Regions from separate parts of the Homo sapiens genome. Here regions 2, 3 and 4 are each linked to region 1. A link is an interaction called in ENCODE POLR2A ChIA-PET data of the cell type or tissue named here. Cell type or tissue: GM12878. All regions are shown on one strand.

Region 1 (5,000 bases):
CTAGGCAGCCTCTCCTTCTCTCTCCTATATCCAAAGAGTTCTAGTCCTCTCTCCCCTTCACCCGTCACCACTACCATAAACCCTTACTGCTTACTTATAGCTTGCCCAGGCATTGTTATACATACTCTAGAAATAGTAATTCAGTTGTTCTTCAAAATAACCCCATTAGGCAGACACCATAATTTTCCCTGCTCTATAAGAAACTGGGGCACAGGAATGTTAAGCAATTAAAGCAAGGACACACAGCTAGTAAGTGGCAAGGCTGCAATGTAACTCCGGGGAGTCTGGCCCTAGTCTGTGCCCTTGACCATTGTGGAAGATGGACACAGTCCCAGATGGGCACCTAAACACCCTTTCACTCACCTACAACTGCCACCTAGCTGGCAGTGTGTGGTCTCACTTTGGAGCTGAGTCAAGCTCAGTCATGTACCAACATCTCAGGTTTCCCACACACAGTTGCACAATCTCTTACACCATCACACCCTGTCATATCACATCACCCCTCAAGCCCTTCAGTTAGATTCATGGCTTGTTGGTCATTTAGTGTCAACTCTGCACCTCCACCACCGTGCTGGGCACCAGCAACATGGATGCATCAGACAGACCATCTCCGTGCTGAGGTTTACTGTACAGGGAGCACACGGTACCTTACAGTTAGTCTTCTAAAGGCGATGATGGAAATGCGAGCAAGCACAGTGGGAGCAGGGAAGGAAGAGGGAGAGGGTGCTTCGCCCTTAGAGCAGGGTTTCTCAGCTTGGCACTGTGATGTTTCTGCTGGTGTTGTAGAGGCCTGTCCCATGCATTGGAGGATGTTTATCAGCATCCTTGGCTTCTGCCCTCTAGATACCAGTAGCCAGTGTGGCAACCAAAAATGTCTCTGGGCATTGGCAGATGTCCTATGGGGTACCAAAGCCGTCTCTGTTTGAGAACCAGTTGCAGTGGAGTGGGAGGGGTGGTTCTCGGGAGGAAGGCTTTCCAGAGGAGTATCTGTGCATGTTCTGAAAGGTGATTAGGCCCAAGCAAAGGTGTGAGGTGTCTAGGTCGTATGAGGGAGTCACTGCGTGTGCCTTGTGAGTCATAGTTGGGGTAGAGGAGACACTTTATTGCAAGAGCTGAGAAGGGCTTCGGGTGTGGCCACGGCAGTGGGATGATTCCTCTGTCTACCGGGAGGCCTGGCCTGGCCTGGCCTTGGTTTGGAGGCTAGCCATGTCAGGGCTGTTCCAGGGAAGCAGCCTGGGTGGTCCAGCCCTCTGCAGGGGGGTTGGGGCCCAGCTCTAGCCCCAACCTGGGCCTCTTCCCCCAGGCCCCAAAGTGAGGCCCCAGGGGACCCAGTGGGCAGGGTTATCTGTCCAGCCCCACCTGGAACATCTGGCTCCAATCTCCCAGCTCACCCTGGGGTGTGGCTGAGAGTTGCTGTGGAGATGAAGGCCCTGGGCTGAGAGCTTGTGGGAAGGGCAGTGTGGGGCCAGCCCCAACTGGAAGACAGGGGCAGGCAAGGAACAGGGGTGAAGGCCAGGCTGAGAGGCTAAGCCGGAGAAGCTGGCCCTTTCCTCCTTGTAACTGGCGCTGAAAGCTTGGCTGGCAGTTTAGCCCCTTCTTCCCCACAATAGCATCCCGTAGAGCACAGGGAGAGTTGAGACCGAGCCTAAACCTGGCCCAGGGATCCCTGCTGGGGATGACCTAACTGACCTAGTCCTCCTGGGGTAAAGGAATGTCTAGAGGGAAGGATGGTGAGACCAGCCAGAGGTTCCAAAACGCATACCCCTCCTGGCAGTGGTCTAGAATCCTAGATCAAGGGTTGGCAGGAGGGCCACATCCAGCCAGCAGCCTGTTTTTGTGCAACCCATGAGCTAACAATGGTTTTTACATTTTTACAAGGTTGAGAAAAAAAGAACAATGAGTGACAGAGGCCATATGTGGCTCACAGACCCTACCTAATGGATTCTAGCTAGCCTTTTACATAAAATGTTTACCCCAGTCCGGCTCTGGAGCACTTTGACTTGCATGCTCCCTACTTACAGGGAACTCACCACCTGTAAGGTGGGCAGCCTCATACCCTGAAGTCTATAAAGCTCTTCCTTCCCCTGAGCTGGAGTCTGGCCCTGGCACCTCTGCCCTCTGGGGCTACAGAGTGCTGGGTTCCTCTGCCAGGAGCAGCCGAGCAGGGTCTGGAGACTAGCTTTATTCCCTGAGGCAGGCCCGTAGTTCCTTCAGGTTCCTCCTTACTCTTACATTCTTAGGGTAATGATTTCTGGCAATTTCAAAATGGAAAACCTTGTCCCTAAGGCTCCTCCGAAAGTGGTGACTTCTTTTCTTGAGAGAGCAACAGTGACAGCAGTAACAGCTTACCCATGTGCCAGGCAGTGTTCGCCGCCTCATGCCCCTCTACAAAGGGGAAGTGAGAAGTTCCTTGGCAGATGGGCAGACATGTAGTCTCACCCACAGTTGCCTCGACTGGCGGGAGGTGGTGTGGGGATTCCCAGGTGTCCTTAGGCTTGGGCAGGCCTCCCCCTCACCCCAGGAGAGCCACCGGGTGAGGAATAGCTTCGCGTACCAGAAGCCATCCGGTTCAAAGGATCTCAGCTGCCCAGAGTCAACCTGCTTCTCCAGGGTGGTCTCCATGGTGGGTGTCCTCTAGGCTCAGTGAGGCACCTGGACAGAGATCTGTAGTAGCCCCTCAGCTCTAGGCTGGCCGACACCATGGCAGTCCCCCCAGGAACTAACCAGAACCGCTCCTCCCTCCTCAACACGCTTGCCGCCACCCAGACTCCACAGCTGGGTGAAGAGACTGGGCTGGGAAGGGAGCAGAGAAGCGGGTGGATGGCCGAGCCTGGCACATTTGGTGTGCAGGACTCCGACTGCATTCTGAGGGGTGGTTCACTGTGGGAAATGGGGTCTGACTTTGGTGGATAGGAAGAGTCGGGAGCAGAATCCAGATGAGACCCAGGGCAGGCTGCCTGGGTAGAGAAGTAGGACAGACTCGGAGGCAGAATCGAGAGGACCTGGTGATGGATGGATGTGGGGTGGTGGCAGCATCAAGTGTTTAAATCCTAAGCTTGGGACGGGCATGTGAGGTGGGAGCGTTCAGAACAGGCACGTGCCAGGTCTCACCTCACACATGACCCAGGGTTGCGGAGGCTGCTGGGAGCCGGCGGGATTGGGCCTGTGGGATCCTGTCAGGGCATAATAAGTAGACTCTTCTTTCCTGAGGTGCACCCAGACACTTCTAGGGAGGATGTGACCCCAGAGCTTTTCCCCATGTAGGGTTCTTCTCATTCTCCAGCATCCCCCTGCCTTTCCTGGGCCAAGAGTCAGCGTGGAACCCCATACGAATCCCCAGGGAGGAGAGGGCACAGAGCACCGGAACCAGCAGTAGGAATTGGAAAACCAGGCGTGGCTTCTTCCCAGAAATCTCAGGCATCAAGAGGCAGAAACCCACTCCCCAGCCTCAGCTTGGCCAGGAAGTGCTGCTGTGGGCTGGAGAGGATGGGTCTAGGCCAAGGTGAACATGCAGAGAGCTGGCTGCTCACCCTTCCTCCACCCCATAAAGTGGTCTGAGTAACAGAGCAGCTAGGCAGCGTCCAGGAGCCAGCCCTGGACAAGGTTGGGTCCCTTTGACTGTGTGACCACAGGCAGGAGACGTAACTCAGGGTGGAGCTCTGGTCACACCTCACTTACACACAGCCCTCTTGTCAGTTGCCCCAACATCTCAAGAGATCTTCAAGCTTATTTAGGTAGTTTCAAGCCTTACTTAGCACCTATTTACTCTTTCTTTGTATACAATTCAAACAAATTCCATTTGCTGACTTCTTGGCAAATTTCAAAAGAGGTGTGGAGAGTTGTACAAGACAAGCCTCTGAACCACAGAGGGTTGGGGGAATACCTTAGAACTATGGAATGCAGAAATTTAGCCATCAGGAGCCAGTCTGCACAGGGACAAACACCTCTCCTTGCCCCTGGAGAGAGCCCCAAGGGCAGACACCATTGCCCTGCAGCCCTGCTTGTAGGTCTGGTTGCTCAGGAGAGCAAAGTGAAATCTCTTCACATTTTCACCCCATAATGGGTCAGGAAAGATTGGACCCTCAGAAGGGCAAGCGCCATTTATCTGGACCGTTCCCATATCCACCCTCATTCAGAGCAGCCTGTTCTTGGTGGAGCCTGATAAACGGGGCATTACCGTTCCCAACCAGTCCTCCTCTGGGGTTAGTTTCGTCCACAGAAGAACACTTTGCATTTTGTTACTCTGTTTTTTGTCAAAATCTGCCTTCTGTCTGCCCCCAGCAGAATCAAGGGGTTCTAAGAGGAGAGCCTAACACCTTTGGTTCGATTCCTCCATTTCCTCACCAGGTATCCCTGGCACTGGCTCTGGGACAGACCATGGTGTGAATCAACTGTCTTCCTCAGGGAAGACAAACTCCTGGAGTCAGGGAAACCTGGATCTCGAAAGGTTTCAGCAATAAGGCCAGGGGTACCTTCCAGGCAGGAGTAGTAGCATCTCAAAGGCGTAGAGGGGTGGGAGATGGTGTGTAGTGAGTGCAAAGGTGTGGTAGGTAGGGAGATTGGATTGATACCTGGCAGGAGCCCCGATTTTGAGTTACGGGTTGAAGGCTTGGGGAGACTCTGTTAGTGGTCTGCACAGCCTTCAGGCCACCAGTGTGCAGTGGGGTGATTTTAGGGATGATGACACCAAGCACTGTTTCACTGATTCCCTGCAGCACTGTGAAGCAGCTCCTGCTAATGTCTGCACTTTAGAAATGGGGCCATGGAAACTCACAGATGAAATAACTTGCTCATGGTCACACTGGAAATAAGGGGTGGAGCTAGGACCTGAATTTAGTTGTGTCCAGAATCAGAGTTCAGGTTTCTATTCACTGCCCTGCATGGCGTCCTTGGAACGGACAAGCAGATCCTTAGGGCTTGCCTCTGCCCTACCAACTGTCCTCGCCCCTTGGAGCCTGGCCTCCATCAGATGCCTGCTGACTTGGGACAGGTTGTGACAG
Region 2 (5,000 bases), 160 kb before region 1:
GCAGGCATAGGATCCAGCTGGGTAACATGAGCCAAGTGCAGCCTGCCAGATCAAGTGGGCAGAATGAGCCCAGCGGCCCAAGCAAAAATTGGGCAAAGGTGCCATGGGCCACAGAGGCTTCTGGCCAGAAGAGCGACATCCAAACATGTTGTAAAAGAGTTATGATGCTAAGTTGAGCATAAAGAACTAAGAATACTGAATGGCATAATAACACTTGATAAACGTCAAGTATCAATGCTATGATTACCACTACTATCAACACTGAAATGTTAGGATGGTTTAACCTAGGAAAAGAGAAAAACCATGATCAACTTAATTGTTGCTGAAAAGACATTCCATAAAATTCAACACTGACTTCTTTTAAAAATGCTTAGTAATCTAGAAATATAAGTAAGCCTTATATGTATCCAAAACTAAAAACTACAGCAAATCTCATTCTGTCACTCCTCTATTCAGTATTTTTCTGGATGTCTTACTCAATACAAGAGCAAGAAGCAAGAGGCACAAATTTAAGAAAATAAGAGACAAAAATTTTCTCTTACTTATAGATTGTTTGCAGATAATCTGAATAGCCAGAAATTCTGAGGCAGGGTAATCAATGGAGAAAACTATTAGAATTAACATTCAAAATTCAGGACAAGCATTGAAACGGAGTGTTTAGTGAGATGGCCTGATATAAAAATAACATATAAAGCCTGTCATGGTAGCTCACAGCTGTAATCCTGGCACTTTGGGAGGCCAAGGCAGGAAGATTGCTTGAGTCCAGGAGGTCTAGGCTGCAGTGAGCCATGGTTGCACCACTGCACTCCAGTCTGGGTGACAGAGTGAGACCCTGTCTCAAAAAAATAAAATAAAATAAAATAAAGTATTGAAGTCAATAGTTTTGCTATATATACCAGCAATAATTGTATCAGGGCTGTTGATATGAAAGAGCTTTTTTTAAGCAATAAGGGAAGTTATTGGGGTTAACAGAAATAATAAAAGGCTGGAGAATGAGGATTGGAAAATAGAGAAGAATTGATGCTAGGCAGCAGGAATCATAATAAATAATCACATAGCAAGAACAGGCTAAAAATAAAGAAACACACACATATAAGAAGAAAAAAGAGAGTAAACTAACCTATGCGACAATATTCTTTGCTGCAATGAACTCACCTCTGATCACCTCCAAATCTTCAATCAATATCAAAGTTCCTAAGAACACCTCACCTGCAAAAGCTAAACCAAATGCCAACCCCTTGGTGAGCCACACTCAGGGACATTGCTAAACACAACCTACTACCCATGCAACTAACTATTGTATATATAAACAAACTTCCTGATGAGAGAAACCAGAAATGTTTCCCAAAAAAAGAAGAAAAAAATCATAAACAAAAGTTTCCAAATTCTAGGGAACCTAGTCCTGAGATTTTTTTTCATATGCTGTAACAATTTTAATTCTTTTTTTTTTCCTGCTTCTACCACAAGAAAGACACAAGAAGTCTAGAGAAATCTCAGCTACTCGGGAGGCTGAGGCACAAGAATCACTTGAACCCAAGAGGCAGAGGCTGCAGTGAGCCAAGCTGGAGCCACTGCTCTCCAACCTGGGCGACAGAGTGAGACTCCATCTCAAAAAAAAAAAAAAAAAAAAAGTCTAGGGAAAGACAAACATCTCCTTTTTCATAAGATCAGAAGGCTCTGGATTCAAAGGAGAATTACTCTCAGGGGCCTAATATCACTTGAAGGCCCCAAGTCAGGAGTTATGACCAAGATAAACTTTGGAAATTCTATAATAAGGCAAATAAGCAAAGAAAAGGCAATGTTCTACTCACTCTGAATTCACAAACCTTATACAATATTAGTAAATTCAGTTACTAATTAAAGATACCAATTTGAGAGCCAGTTTTAACAACTTGAGAAAACACTTAAAGCAAAACCCAACTATCTTTTGGCTCTGCTAACCTGCCATGCTTCAAAACTTTAGCCTGAGGAAGCCATGGCTAAGAGTTCATCCAGGAAAGGTTGGCTTATTTTGGGGTATAAATTGTGCGAGAAGAGGATGTGAGGAATCAGAGAAATTTGGTTGAAGTGGGCTTTGCAATGTAAGTGTAAAAAGCATGGGCTATGGAGCTGGGAAGTCCTGGATCTGATTCCTGGTGTCATCATCACTCACCAACCATGCGATGCAAAGCAAGTTTCTGATCCTTAATTCATTTCTTTCATTTTAATTTTTATTTTATAGATTTAGAGGGTAGAAGTGCACTTTTGTTACATGAATATACTGTGTAGTGGTAAAGTCTAGGCTTTTAGCATACCCATAACCCAAATAGTGCACATTGTGCCCAGTAGATAAATTTTCACCCCTCACCTTCCTCCCACCCTCCCACATTTTGGAGGGACCAATGTCTATTATTCCACTCTGTATGTCCATGTGAACGCATTGTTTAGCTCCCATTTATAAGTGAGAACGTGAGGTATTTGACTTTCTGTTTCTGAGTTATTTCGTTTAGGACAGTGACCTCCAGTTTCATCCATGTTGCTGCAAAAGACACCATTTCATTCATTTTACAGCTACACAGTATTTCATGGTATATATCCAGTCATTACTGACGGACACTTAGGTTGATTCCAAGACTTTGTTATTCTGAATAGTGTAGTGATAAACGTACAAGTGCAGTTGTCTTTTTTATAAAATTATTTATTTTCCTTGGGTAGATACCCAGTAGTGAGACTGCTGGATAGAATGGTAGTTCTATTTTTAGCTCCTTGAGGAATCTTCATACTGTTTTCCACAAAGGTTGTACTAATTTACATTCCCACCAACAGTGTATAAGCATTCCCTTTTCTCCACACCCACGTCAACATCTGTTCTTTTTTGTCTTTTTAATAATAACCATTCTGACTGGTGTAAGATGGTATCTCATAGTGGTTTTAATTTGCATTTCTCATCTTACTAGTGATGTTGAGCATTTTCTGTATGTTTTTTAGCCACTTGTATATCTTCTTTTTAAAAATGTCTGTTCATGTCTTTGCCCACTTTTGATGGGGTTGTTTTTTTCTTGTTGAACTGTTTGAGTTCCTTGTAGATTCTGAAAATTAGTCCTTTGTTGGATGCATTGTTTGAAAATATTTTCTCCCATTCTGTAGGTTGTCTGTTTACTCCGTCAATTTTTTCTTTTGCTGTGCAGAATCTTTTCAGTTTAATTAAGTCTCATTTGTCTATTTTTTGTTTTGTTGCATTTGCTTTTGAGGTCTTAGTCATAAGTGGTTTGCCTAGGCCAATATCCAGAAGAGTTTTTTGTGGGTTTTCTTCTAGGATTTTTGCAGTTTCAGGTCTTACTTTTAAGTCTTTAACACATCTTGAGTTAACTTTTGTATGTGGTGAGAGATATGGGCCTTCCTCCATTCTTCTGCATGTGGCTATCTAATTTTCCCAGCACCGTTTATTGAATAGGATGCCATTTCCCCAGTGTATATTTTTGTTGACTTTGTAAAAAATCAGTTGCTTCTAGGTATGTGGCTTTATTTCTGAGTTCTCTGTTCTGTTCCATTGATCTGTGTGTCTATTTTTATATCAGTACCGTGCTGTTTCAGTTACTATATCCTTGAAGTCAGGTAATATGATGCCTCCAGCTTTTTGCCTTTTGCTTAGAATTGCTTTAGCTATTCAGGCTTTTATGGGGTGCCATATGAGTTTTAGGATTTCTTTTCTAATTCTGTGAAAAATGATATCGGTAATTTATAGGAATTGCATTACAGATTGCTTTGGGCAGTACGGTCATTTTAATTATATTGATTCTTCCAGTCCATGAGCCTGGGATACTTTTGAATTTCTTTCTGTCATCTACAATTTCTTTCATCATTGTTTTATAGTTTTCATTATAGAGATCTTTCACCTTGGTTAAATGTATTCCTAGGTATTTTTGTAGCCATTGTAAATGGATTGAGTTCTTGATTTGCTTCTCAGCTTGATTGTTATTGATGTATAGAAATGCTGGTGATTTTTGTACATTGATTTTGTATCCTAAAACCTTACTGAAGTCATTTATCAAATCTAGGAGTCTTTTGGAGGGTTATACACACACACACACAAACACACACACACACACACACACACACACACACATATATATATATATATATATACATATATATATATATATATATATATATATATACTTTAAGTTCTGGGATACATGTGCAGAACCTGCAGGTTTGTTACATAGGTATACATGTGCCATGGTGTTTTGCTGCACACATCAACCCGTCATCTACATTAGGTATTTCTCTTAATGCTATCCCTCCCATCACCCCCAACCCCTCAACAGGTCCCGGTGTGTGATATTCCCCTCCCTGTGCCCATATGTTCTCACTGTTCAACTCCTGCTTATGAGTGAGAACATGCGGTGTTTGGTTTTCTTTTTCTGTGTTAGTTTGCTGAGAATGATGGTTTTCAGCTTCATCCATATCCCTGGAAAGGACATGAACTTATCCTTTTTAATGGCTGCATAGTATTCCATGGTGTATATGTGCCATATTTTCTTTATCCAGTCTATCATTGATGGGCATTTGGGTTGGTTTCACATCTGCTATTGTGAATGGTGCTGCAATAAATGTACGTGTGCATGTGTCTTTATAGTAGAATGATTTATAATCCTTTGGGTATATACCCAGTAATGGGATTGCTGGGTCAAATGACATTTCTAGTTCCAGATCCTTGAGGAATTGCCATACTGTCTTCCACAATGGTTGAACTAATTTACACTCCCACCAACAGTCCAAAAGCATTCCTATTTCTCCACATCCTCTCCAGCATCTGTTGTTTCCTGACTTTTTAGCGATCACCATTCTAACTGGCATGAGATGGTATCTCATTGTGGTTTTGATTTGCATTTCTCTAATGTCCAGTGGTGATGAGCTTTTTTTCGTATGTTTGCTGGCCACATAAATGTCTTCTTTTGAGAAGTGTCTCTTCGTATCCTTTGTCACTTTTTGATGGGGTTGTTTGTTTTTTCTTGTAA
Region 3 (5,000 bases), 360 kb before region 1:
AATGGCACAATCTCGGCTCACTGCAACCACCACCTCCTGGGTCCAAGCCATTCTCCTGCGTCAGCCTCCTGAGTAGCTGGGATTACAGGCTAATTTTGTATTTTTTTTTAGTAGATATGGGGTTTCTCCATGTTGGTCGGGCTCAGGCTCGTCTCGAACTCCCGACTTCAGGTGATCCGCCCTCCTTGGCCTCCCAAAGTGCTGGGATGACAGGCGTGAGCCACCGCACCCAGCCGGGTGTCATTATTATGATCCCCATTTTGCAGATGAGGAAACAGATGCATCCTCAGGTTAGTTAAGTGATGGTGTTCAGCTTTGACCCCAGACAGTTTGATCCACAGCCAGAGAGCTTAACTATGCCCAAGGCCTGTTAGACTATACTACCTAGACAGGAAGAAGGCCAGCACACCCAGGGAGGCTGCTTTCATCTGCATGTCATCCTTCAAACTCTTAAAAATGATTGAAGAAAAACAATCCTTTTGTATCCAGCATGCATCTGAAATTTTATTCTGGAAAACAATGAGCTCAACTCTGTGCTGTGTGATGATGGAGTGGTGCCCTTTAAAAGGCAAGGGCTGACCAGGAGAGATGGGCAGGCATGAATTTTAAGGATGTCTTGCCTTTAAGTTCCATCAGGTCCTTGCTTTAGCTCAGGTCACTCTGAAATCCTAGAAGAATAGCACACCCAATAGCACATGACACAAGTGACTCATTGTTCTTCTGCCTCAAACAACAGCAGCCTACTTAGCATACAAAACACATTTTATGAGACAAAGCTGGCTCGGGCCACAGCCACGCATTCTTTGCAGGAGCCACACATGGGGGCTGCTTTCTGGTTGTTCAATCTTACTTTGTTTATTTATTATTATTATTATTATTACTATTACTTTAGAGACAGAGTCTCGCTCTATTACCCAGGCTGGAGTGCAGTGGCGCAATCATAGCTCACTGCAGCCTCGAACTCCTGGGCTCAAGCAATGCTCCCACCTCAGCTTCCTGAGTAGCTGGGACTATAGGTGTGTGCTACCACCCCTGGCTTCAATCTTACTTTGAGGATAAGAGGTAGTGACAACACAAGTCCATTAGTGCTCATGATGCATGATTTATTTCGTGGTGACACAGGGATGATGAGGAAAGGCTTGAAGGCAGTGTCTCAACTCCTCTTTCCCTAGCCCTTTCTCCCTGAAGGCATATTGGTGCTTTGCCAGCTCCACCCTTGCCCGCACCCTAAGGAAGGGACACTGGCTCCCACTGGGGAGTTGGAGTGAACTATGGCACCAGCACACAGGTGTGGGCTTCCTGCTCCCCTGGGGAGAGACCTCTCCTACAGACTTAAGTGGTGCCTGCCCCCAGAGGATTTCTCTATGGGAACTGCTCCAACACCCCTGGAGTCTCAGAGCTGGGGGTCTCAGGTGGGCACCAGCTTTCCTCCCTTCCCGTTTCTAACAGGGCCCCCATGAGAAAGCAAGAATGTGGCAGAGATGACCGTTGGTATTGCTGGGGCCCAGGCAGGCAGGGCTGGGAGGGGCAGCGTGGTGGGGCAGCTCTGTCCAGTGGGTCTACGGCCTCTGGCCAGCTGCATGGACACGACATCCTCAGGAGAGGGTGTGGTAGTCCCTGGCAGGCCTGCTGAGCTCTGTTCTTGCGAGACCTGGCTACCCCAGAGATAATAACCAAGGGGATTCATAGACTGCCATCGTTACACCATGCATGTGTGATATCTAATTATCTTCCTAGGTCAGATGTAGTGAGGTGGAGCTGGTGGCTTGGGAAGAAATTGTCCCATGAACCTGAGGTTAGATCCCATGTGGCAGCTCCATGACATAATCACACTGGAGTTTCAGGGTGGTGTGGTTGGTGACCCATGAGGATTGGTGAGCTCTCGCCCTCAGGGTTTCATGGCATACATGGCCCTGGATAGGCTGGTCTCCTCCTGAAGAAGTGAGGAAACCTTAGAAGATGTGTCTCAAAACATTCCTTAGTCTCAGTCTCCTGGGAAGCTCCACTGAGGATAGATCCTTTGAGCTGACTCAGGGAACTGTGACTTCTTAGGGATAACTGGCTCAGAGGGCTCGTTTTCACCAAGCTTCAAGCACAGCCCTCAGTGGGACTTCCAATGCCAGGGCATGTCTAGGAGGTCAGGGAGGGCAGACTAGGAATAGGGAAAGGCAGCCTTCTGGGAAGGTGGAGTTTGAATGAAGGAGGAAGAGTGTGGTGTCCCTAAGGACAGTCCTAAGTCCCAAGAAGGGGCTAATTCCTCTCTGGGAGGCTGGGGCTGGAAGAGGCCGGAAGCCTGGGAAATGGGCAGCCTTCCTCCAGAGGCTTACAAAGAGAAGGAAGGTGTCCTCTACCGATTCAAAAGGGGCATCTGCTTACAACAGAACAGAGGTCCCTGTACACAGAGTGGAAAGTGTTAACACCAGTTCCTTTTTTTTTTTTTTTTTTGAGACAGAGTCTCATTTCCAGGCTGGAGTGCAGTGGTGCGATCACAGCTCACTGCAGCCTCGACCTCCAAGGCTCAAGCGATCCTCCTATCTCAGCCCCCTTGATAGCTGGGACTACAGGCACACATCACCATGCCTGGCTAATTTTTTTAAAAATTTTTTATTTTTGTAGATACGGGGTTTTGCCATGTTATCCAGGCTGATCTCCAGCTCCTGAGCTCAAGTGATTGGCCTGCCTCAACCTCTCAAAGTGCTAGGATTACAGGCGTGTGTCACCACGCCCAGCCCATAACACCAGTTCTTAATCTGGAGCGAGCAAGTGAGTTGCCTGGAATTCTAACCATTCATTCATCCAATAAGTGTTTGTGGAGCATCTTATTAGCATCCGGCCTGTGAGCATATCTGTGATTGGGTGCACACATGCATTTTCCTGCATTCATCAGCTTCTCAGAAGGGCTCTGCAGCTACCCTAAGGCGAAGGCCCTCAGGCTAGAAGTCCCATCTGCTGCAGGGAGGGCTTGTGTCTGATGCAGAAGGGAGCAGGTGTGGGGAGGGGCTAGGGCGCCTCGGTTTTTTGCCTGCTCAGCACCCATTCCCTGATCTTCTGGTGGCAGCATCCTGAGTTTTCTTAGGAAATATAATCACATTTTTTTTTAAAGGAAGTGATTGCGATGTGTCACTCCAAAGATTTTGAGGAGTCCAACACCTGGATGATCAGTTTCACTCATAGGAGCAGAGGAACTTAGCTGCTGCGCCACTGAAAAGGTGCTGGACTGAGAGTCAGAAGCCCGAGTTTGGATTCTGGCTCTGCCACTGATTAACAGAGTTTTTCAGACGTTATCTACAGACCTCTGATTTTGAAGGTTGAGTTAATCGTGTGCTTTGGATAAGAGCAAAACCATCACTGGTCTGTAGACTGCACCTTGGGACCACTCCATCGTTCATATCCTAGGACTTGTCTTTGTCAACAACTGCATGCAGCCAGGCGCAGTGACTCAGGCCTGTAATCCCAGCACTTTGGGAGGCTGAGGTGAGAGGATAGCTTGAGGCCAGGAGTTTGAGATCATCCTGGGCAATAAAGCAAGACCCTGTCTCCAAAAAATAAAATAATTAGCTGGGCGTGGTGGCACAAGCCTGTAGTCCCAGCTACCCGGAAGGATCGCTTGGGCCCAGGAGACAGAGGCTGCAGTAAGCTATGATCGTGCCACTGCACTCTAGCCTGGGATAAGGTGAGACTCCGTCTCTTAAATCAATCAAACAAACAAACAAACAAAACCTGCAGGCCAGGCACAGTGGCTCATGCCTGTAATCTCAGCACTTTGGAGGCCGAGGTGGGTGGACCACGAGGTCAGGAGATAGAGACCATCCTGGCCAACATGGTGAAACACGGTCTCTATTAAAAATACAAAAATTAGCTGGGCATGGTGGCGCGTGCCTGTAATCCCAGCTACTCGGGAAGCTGAGGCAGGAGAATCGCTTGAACCAGGGAGTCGGAGGTTGCAGTGAGCCGAGGTCACGCCATTGCACTCCAGCCTGGTGACAGAGTGAGACTCTGTTTCAAAAAAAAAAAAAAAAAACCCAAAAACAAAACAAAACTGCATCCCTCGTGTAACTTCAATTTCCTTCTGCCACCATCTGCCCACCACCTCCTGTTTCTCTATTTTTTCTACTCACTCTCTCTAGTACACCAGCAACCCATCCTAAAATCCATCGATCCTACCACCTTTTTGGGTTCTCTGCACCCCTCTGTACCCACTTCCCCCTTTAACCTGACCAGATACTGTGGGCCATCATTACAACCACTCCCTTGCCTACAGCTCAGCTCCCTTGCCCACTCCCTTCTTGCTTTATCATATTTGCCCAGCAAATCCCTAATCTTGGTGAAACCCGTCTTTCCATCTTCTCCCCACCTGCACTTGGAGGGACTAGAAGAGGAAAAAACTCAGACACCCTAACTGACCATGCCCATCTACCTTAAAGGAGGCCTGAGGCTGTCTGGCAAGCCCATTATACGCCTGGGCCCATTCTCTCTGCCACGCTCTGGGGTGATGAATTCACACCTTCTTTTCTCTTCTCTTCTTCAGCCTCAGCACCCCCTTCCTGCTGTTCACTCAGCTAAGGACACTGCTTCTTATTTCTCGGGAAAAACAGAAGCCATCAGGGGAAAGCTTCCTAAGGCTCCCATCACAGACCTAGTGCATTTTACCTGTCTAAGCCACCTTCCTCCTTTGACTCAGAGGGACTCTGCTGCTCCTGTCCAAGGCCAACCCTCCCCGTGCACTTGACCCCACCCTCTCGATTCCTCAGGGACTCCACACTTGCCTTGTCCCTTCTCTTCCTTCTGCATCATCAATTTCCAGTCTCTCTTGGCTTATTCTGGCCAGCATTACACACATGGTCTAACAGCTCCTCCCCTTAAAGCAAAATCCTCCCTTAGTCCCACACCCCTCTCCAGTGTCAGTCCCATGTCTCTGCTCCTTTTATAGCAAAACTCCTTGGAGGTGTGGTCTCCACTTCCTCTGGTCCCATACTTATGCTTCACTCCAATCAGGCAGT
Region 4 (5,000 bases), 150 kb after region 1:
GAACAAGAGCCAGGCCGCACACTCCAGCAGCTCAGAGTCTGGTAGAGGAGGCAGCTGTGTGTAGGGACAAGTGTAATGTTGGACAAGGGGATGTGCAAGCTGTTGTGGAGAGACTAAGTCTGGGGTGGGGCAGGGGAAGGTTCCACTCCTGTGGTGACATTTATCAGGGTCTCTAAGGATGAACAAAGAATTAGGAGGGACATTCTTGGCCCAGGGAATGAACCGCAGGTGCGGAAGCACGATGAGGAGATGGATCCTGGGAGGGAGGGGTGACCAGAGATGACACTGGCAGGTAGGCTGCAGGGGGTGGTCGTGCGGATGTGACCTTGAGTGGCAGCCCGTGGCGGGCACTGTGGTGTTCAGTAAGGGAGCAGAGTCTTTGTCAGACACGGGCAGGAAGCGCAGGGCGGCTTGGAGGCGGCAAACTGCAGAAAAGGAAACCGGCCAGGAGACGGGGGTGGGGGCGAGGAGGGTGGACGTGAGGAGAAAAGCAGGGCTGTGGCAGTGGTGCTGCAGAGGAGACGAGAGTTGAATATGGCTCTGAGGTTTCTAACTGAGTGGCGGGGCGGCGCCTCCGCGGAGTGAAACCATCCAGGCGGAGCTCTCCAGCCGGCGACACGCGTGGCACAGGCACGGCGACGACGCCGCTCATGCCAGTTACAGACCCCCTCCCCTCCCAGCCCCCGCTCCTTTCCTGGAGGCTGGAAACCCTCCGACGGAGGGCCGGCCTCTGGGGATGGGACGTGGTCCCCTGGCCCACTCTGGCTGTCCCGAGAATGCCCAGGCCCGGCTTCAGCCGCGACCACATCGGGAAGATGGAGCCGGGCTGGTCGCCGACAGCACCCGGGCAGCGCCCTTCTCGCCCCTTCCACGCGGCCGCGGAGGCTCACCTGAGGGCTCACCCTGGGGACACGGCATTCCTACATGAGATGGGGGTCCGCCCTCCTGCCCCGTTTCCTGTGCGGTGGAGGGGGCCAGCCCTAGCGAGGAGCGCCTCTCACTCCCACCCTAGCTCTTAGCTCACAATCCTCAGAGCAGGGGAGGGGTTGCGGGTCTGTAGTCGGGGAGAAGGGCCTCAGTTTCCAGGGGAGCCCAGGTCTTGTAGTGGGGGCGGTGGGGAATGGAGGAGTCCCAGGGAAGGGGACGTCTCCTCTACCTGGGCCAGGCTGGGAAGGCTTCATGGTGGAGACGGCGGGCCCAGGCGCGTGGGCCCGGAGTGGGGCGGGAAATGCGCTGGGGAGGCGAGGCTGTGCCGGGATGCTGGGCCCAGCCTCTCCTGGGCCCCTAGAGGTAAGCTCCACGCGGGCAGGGCTGCTTGTACGTTTGCTTCGCTACTGTTCGCTGTGCCTATAGGAAGGGCATAGGCACATAGGAATACTATTTGGATGAATGACAAGCTAAGGAATTTGGATTCAATTCCTGAAGAAAAGTTTTTCAGTAGGAAGGTGACATGGTCAGGTTGTTTCAGGAAGACTAACCTGGCAGGCATTGTGGAGGAAGGATCTGCAATCCCGCAGGGCAGGAGGCAGGTGAGCAACAGATGGGATGGGAAGAAGGAGCCCCCTCAGGAGCCCATGTGAGATGGACTCCCACGGGTGAGAGCAGCGAGAGGGAGGGGATAAGAGCATCTCAGAGGTGACTATCTTTGGCAGCTGGGCTGACAAAGTGCTACAGAAAGAAACTTTTTGGTATTGGGTAAGGATTTCAGGCATGGGTTCTCAGATAGTGCCCCATCCTCACCAGTCCACCGGAAGCGACACTGGAGCAGGGATCACTGTGAGGACCCCACAGGAGAATATAAAAGGGCAAGGGAGCTAGAAGGTCAAGTGACACTTTGCCTCTCCTTGCAGCCAGCCCGGGAAAGAGGAGTTTAAGACCAAGCATGTTCTGAGAACACCACACAGCAAGTACTGGGCTACATGTTGTACAGACATTCTCATCATGTCACTGGAACTTCTCAGCTAACCTGAGGTTAGTGTTAGCATTCCCATCCTACAGAAGAGGAAGTAGGGGATCAGACAGCTGATTCTACTGAAGAACACACCATTAATAATTAGTGGAGCTGAGACCTGAAAACAGTGATACCAAAGTCAGACCTAGGGTGTGTGAGAAACCGGGCGGAGGCAACAAAAGGTTTGCTACACGCCCCAGCCTGAGTCAGGCCAGCTTCCTTTGACCATCCACGTGTTTCTCTTCATTGCTCCCTGCCATGTGGCCCATTAAAGTGGCAAATTAGCCAGGCATGGTAGCTCACACCTGTAATCCCAGCACTTTGGGAGGCCAAGGCAGGCAGATCACGAGGTCAGGAGATCAAGACCATCCTAGCCAACATGGTGAAACCCTGTCTCTACTAAAAATACAAAAAAAAAATTGGCCGGGTGTGGCAGTGCGTGCCTGTAGATCCAGCTACTCGGGAGGCTGAGGCAGGAGAATGCTTGAACCTGGGAGGCGGAGGCTGCAGTGAGCCGAGATTGCACCACTGCACTCCAGCCTGGGTGACAAAGCTAGACTCCATCTCAGAAAAAAAAAAAAAAAAGAGTGGCAAGTTAAAAATTGTAGCGTAATGATTATACCAGCTTACCTTTAAACCAAGTTTACATTCCAGCGTTAACACTTACCAGATGTATAAACATGAACAAGTTACTTTTTCTGAACCTGTTTCCTAATCTGTAAAATGGGATTGTTGTCAGAATTAAATGAGATTATATGCTTGACAGAGAGTAGAAGCTCAATTATTAGCATTATTAATCTAAGGATATGATCATACATCTATTAACCTGGACATCCCCAAAGTTTCCTTCAGGAGAGGGGAAGGAAGCAGGGTAGCTGAGAAAGATACCCCCCTAACAGAAGTTTCTAGCTTCCCTCATTCTGGATCTCACAGGAAGTACAGAACAGGAACAGTAAGTTAGGCTACTTACACTTGTGCTAATATGGTAGCCAGCAGCCACATGTGGCTACTGAGCACTTGAAAGGTGGCTAGTCTGAATTGAGACGTGCTGTAAGTATAAAGTACATACCAAAGTTTGAATGCTTAGTTTAAAAAAGAATGTAAAATAATTTCTTTTAGTAATTTGTTGAAATGCTAATAGTTTGGATATGTTGGGTTAGATAAAATGTATGTATGTATTTATTTTTTTGAGACAGGGTCTCACTCTGTCACCCATGCTGGAATGCAGTGACATGATCATGGCTCAAAGCAGCCTGGACCTCCCGGGCTCAAGCAATCCTCCTACCTCAGCCTCCCAAGTAGCTGGGACCACAGGCACATGCCACCATGCCTGGCTAATGTTTGTATTTTTTGTAGAGATGAGATCTCCCTATGTTGGCCAGGTTGGTCTTGAACTCTTAGGCTCAAGCGATCCTCCTGCCTCAGAGTCCCAAAGTGCTGAGATTATAGGCATGAGCCACTGCACCTGGTGATAAAATGTATTCTTAAAGTTAATTTCACTTTTTACTTTTTGATGTAGCTACTGGAAAAATTTAGATCACACATGTGGCTCACATTATATTTCTATTAACTGCATTGACTTGGATCCTTCACAGGATATAGGTGCAGAGCTGCAGATGTCCATCCATTGATTTATTCTTTTTTTCTTTCTTTTTTTTTTTTTTTTTTTTGAAGTGGAGTCTCACTCTGTCGCCCAGGCTGCAGTGCAGTGGCACAATCTCGGCTCACTGCAACCTCCGCCTCCCAGGTTCAAGCAATTCTCAGGCCTCAGCCCCCTGAGTAGCTGGGATTACAGGTGCCCGCCACCACACTCAACTGATTTTTATATTTTTAGTAGAGATGGGGGTTTCACCCTGGTGGCCAGGCTGGTCTTGAACTCCTGACCTCAAGTGATCTGCCTGCCTTGGCCTCCCAAAGTGCTGGGATTACAGGCATAAGCTACCATGCCTGGCCCACTTATTCATTATTAAGAGTGTTTATCATGCGCCAGGCACTATTTTAGATGCTCGAGACAGCAGTAAACAAGACAAAGACAGTCTCTGTCCTCACAGAACTTATAATCAGAGAACTTATAAACAGAAGCAAAACATAAATCATTTCTGGTTGTGCTAAATGCTGTGGAAAACAAAGCAGAATCAGAACCACTTTAATGTGAGAAGGGTTGGTATTTCTGATAGGGTAATCAGGGAAGTGGTATTTCAGCAGGGACCTAAAGGATGAGAAGACACAAACCTGCAAAGACCCTGGAGGCAATGCTCCAAGCAGATGAGACAGCAAATGTAAATGAGCGGCAATGAGCTTGGTGTGTGGGAAGAACAGCAAGGTCAGCAAAGCAGGAACATGCTGAGTCCTGAGAGTGGCAGATCACATAGAATCTAGGGAAGAAATGAGAAATTCTGGGATTTTTTTTTTTAACAGAAGTGTTGTGATCTGGCTTGTAGTTTGTTTGTTTGTTTTGAGACGGAGTCTCGCTCTGTGGCCCAGGCTGGAGTGCAGTGGCACGATCTCTGCTCACTGTAAGCTCCGCCTCCCGGGTTCACGCCATTCTCCTCCCTCAGCCTCCCGAGTAGCTGGGACTACAGGCACCCGCCACCACGCCCAGCTAATTTTCTGTATTTTTAGTAGAGACGGGGTTTCACCGTGTTAGCCAGGATGGTCTCGATCTCCTGACCTCGTGATCCGCCCGCTTCACCCTCCCAAAGTGCTGGGATTACAGGCATGAGCCACCGTGCCTGGCCTTGTAGTTTTAAAAGATGCTGCTGACAGCCTCTGTGGAAGCAGGGAGGCAAGTTAGGAGATCACTGCATTGTCCAGGCTGAACATGTTGGTGGCTTGGACTAAGGGGGAAAGGGGTGAGGTGAAGAGAAGCAGTCACATTTGGGATACATTTTGAAGGCAGAGCTGGGACTTGCTGACTGGTATGGGGAGAACAAGAGAAATCAAGAATGACTTAGGTCATTCTTGTTGTGGCTGCCACAACAGTGTGAGACAGGTGCTGATGGAAAGAGAGAGGCCTGGTGGTGAAACAGGTTTTGGGGATGAACTCAAG

What was found. ChIA-PET counts read pairs that join two places held together with the same protein. Peaks named below come from ENCODE experiments on the same cell type or tissue, not always from the same donor. Only the 100,000 strongest peaks of a DNase experiment are listed, where the experiment ranks them.
Region 2: POLR2A ChIA-PET joins it to region 1 with 6 read pairs; 2 of 35 experiments call an interaction of 5 or more read pairs at or near these places.
Region 3: POLR2A ChIA-PET joins it to region 1 with 7 read pairs; 2 of 35 experiments call an interaction of 5 or more read pairs at or near these places.
Region 4: POLR2A ChIA-PET joins it to region 1 with 6 read pairs; 8 of 35 experiments call an interaction of 5 or more read pairs at or near these places.

The regions. Positions count from the first base shown.
Region 1 is chr1:42,932,835-42,937,834 of GRCh38, reverse strand. All of the region lies in intron 2 of SLC2A1 (solute carrier family 2 member 1), which reads left to right. Among named protein-coding and RNA genes, the nearest start is that of SLC2A1, 24 kb to the left of the region's middle. RefSeq lists enhancers at 953-1,022, 2,397-3,189. In GM12878, no CTCF peak of the experiment used is centred here; a DNase peak (open chromatin) is centred at 2,383; H3K4me3 peaks cover 902 bases; H3K27ac peaks cover 4,118 bases.
Region 2 is chr1:43,096,217-43,101,216 of GRCh38, reverse strand. No RefSeq gene overlaps it. Among named protein-coding and RNA genes, the nearest start is that of CFAP144, 49 kb to the left of the region's middle. In GM12878, no CTCF peak of the experiment used is centred here; no DNase peak of the experiment used is centred here.
Region 3 is chr1:43,290,296-43,295,295 of GRCh38, reverse strand. No RefSeq gene overlaps it. Among named protein-coding and RNA genes, the nearest start is that of C1orf210, 7.2 kb to the right of the region's middle. In GM12878, no CTCF peak of the experiment used is centred here; no DNase peak of the experiment used is centred here.
Region 4 is chr1:42,780,973-42,785,972 of GRCh38, reverse strand. TMEM269 (transmembrane protein 269) reads right to left here and starts at 982. Exons shown (of 6, transcript NM_001354602.2): 1 at 891-982. It overlaps TMEM269-DT (TMEM269 divergent transcript), which reads left to right and starts at 1,078. Exons shown (of 4, transcript NR_133055.2): 1 at 1,078-1,290; 2 at 1,851-1,971. RefSeq lists an enhancer at 241-982. In GM12878, no CTCF peak of the experiment used is centred here; no DNase peak of the experiment used is centred here.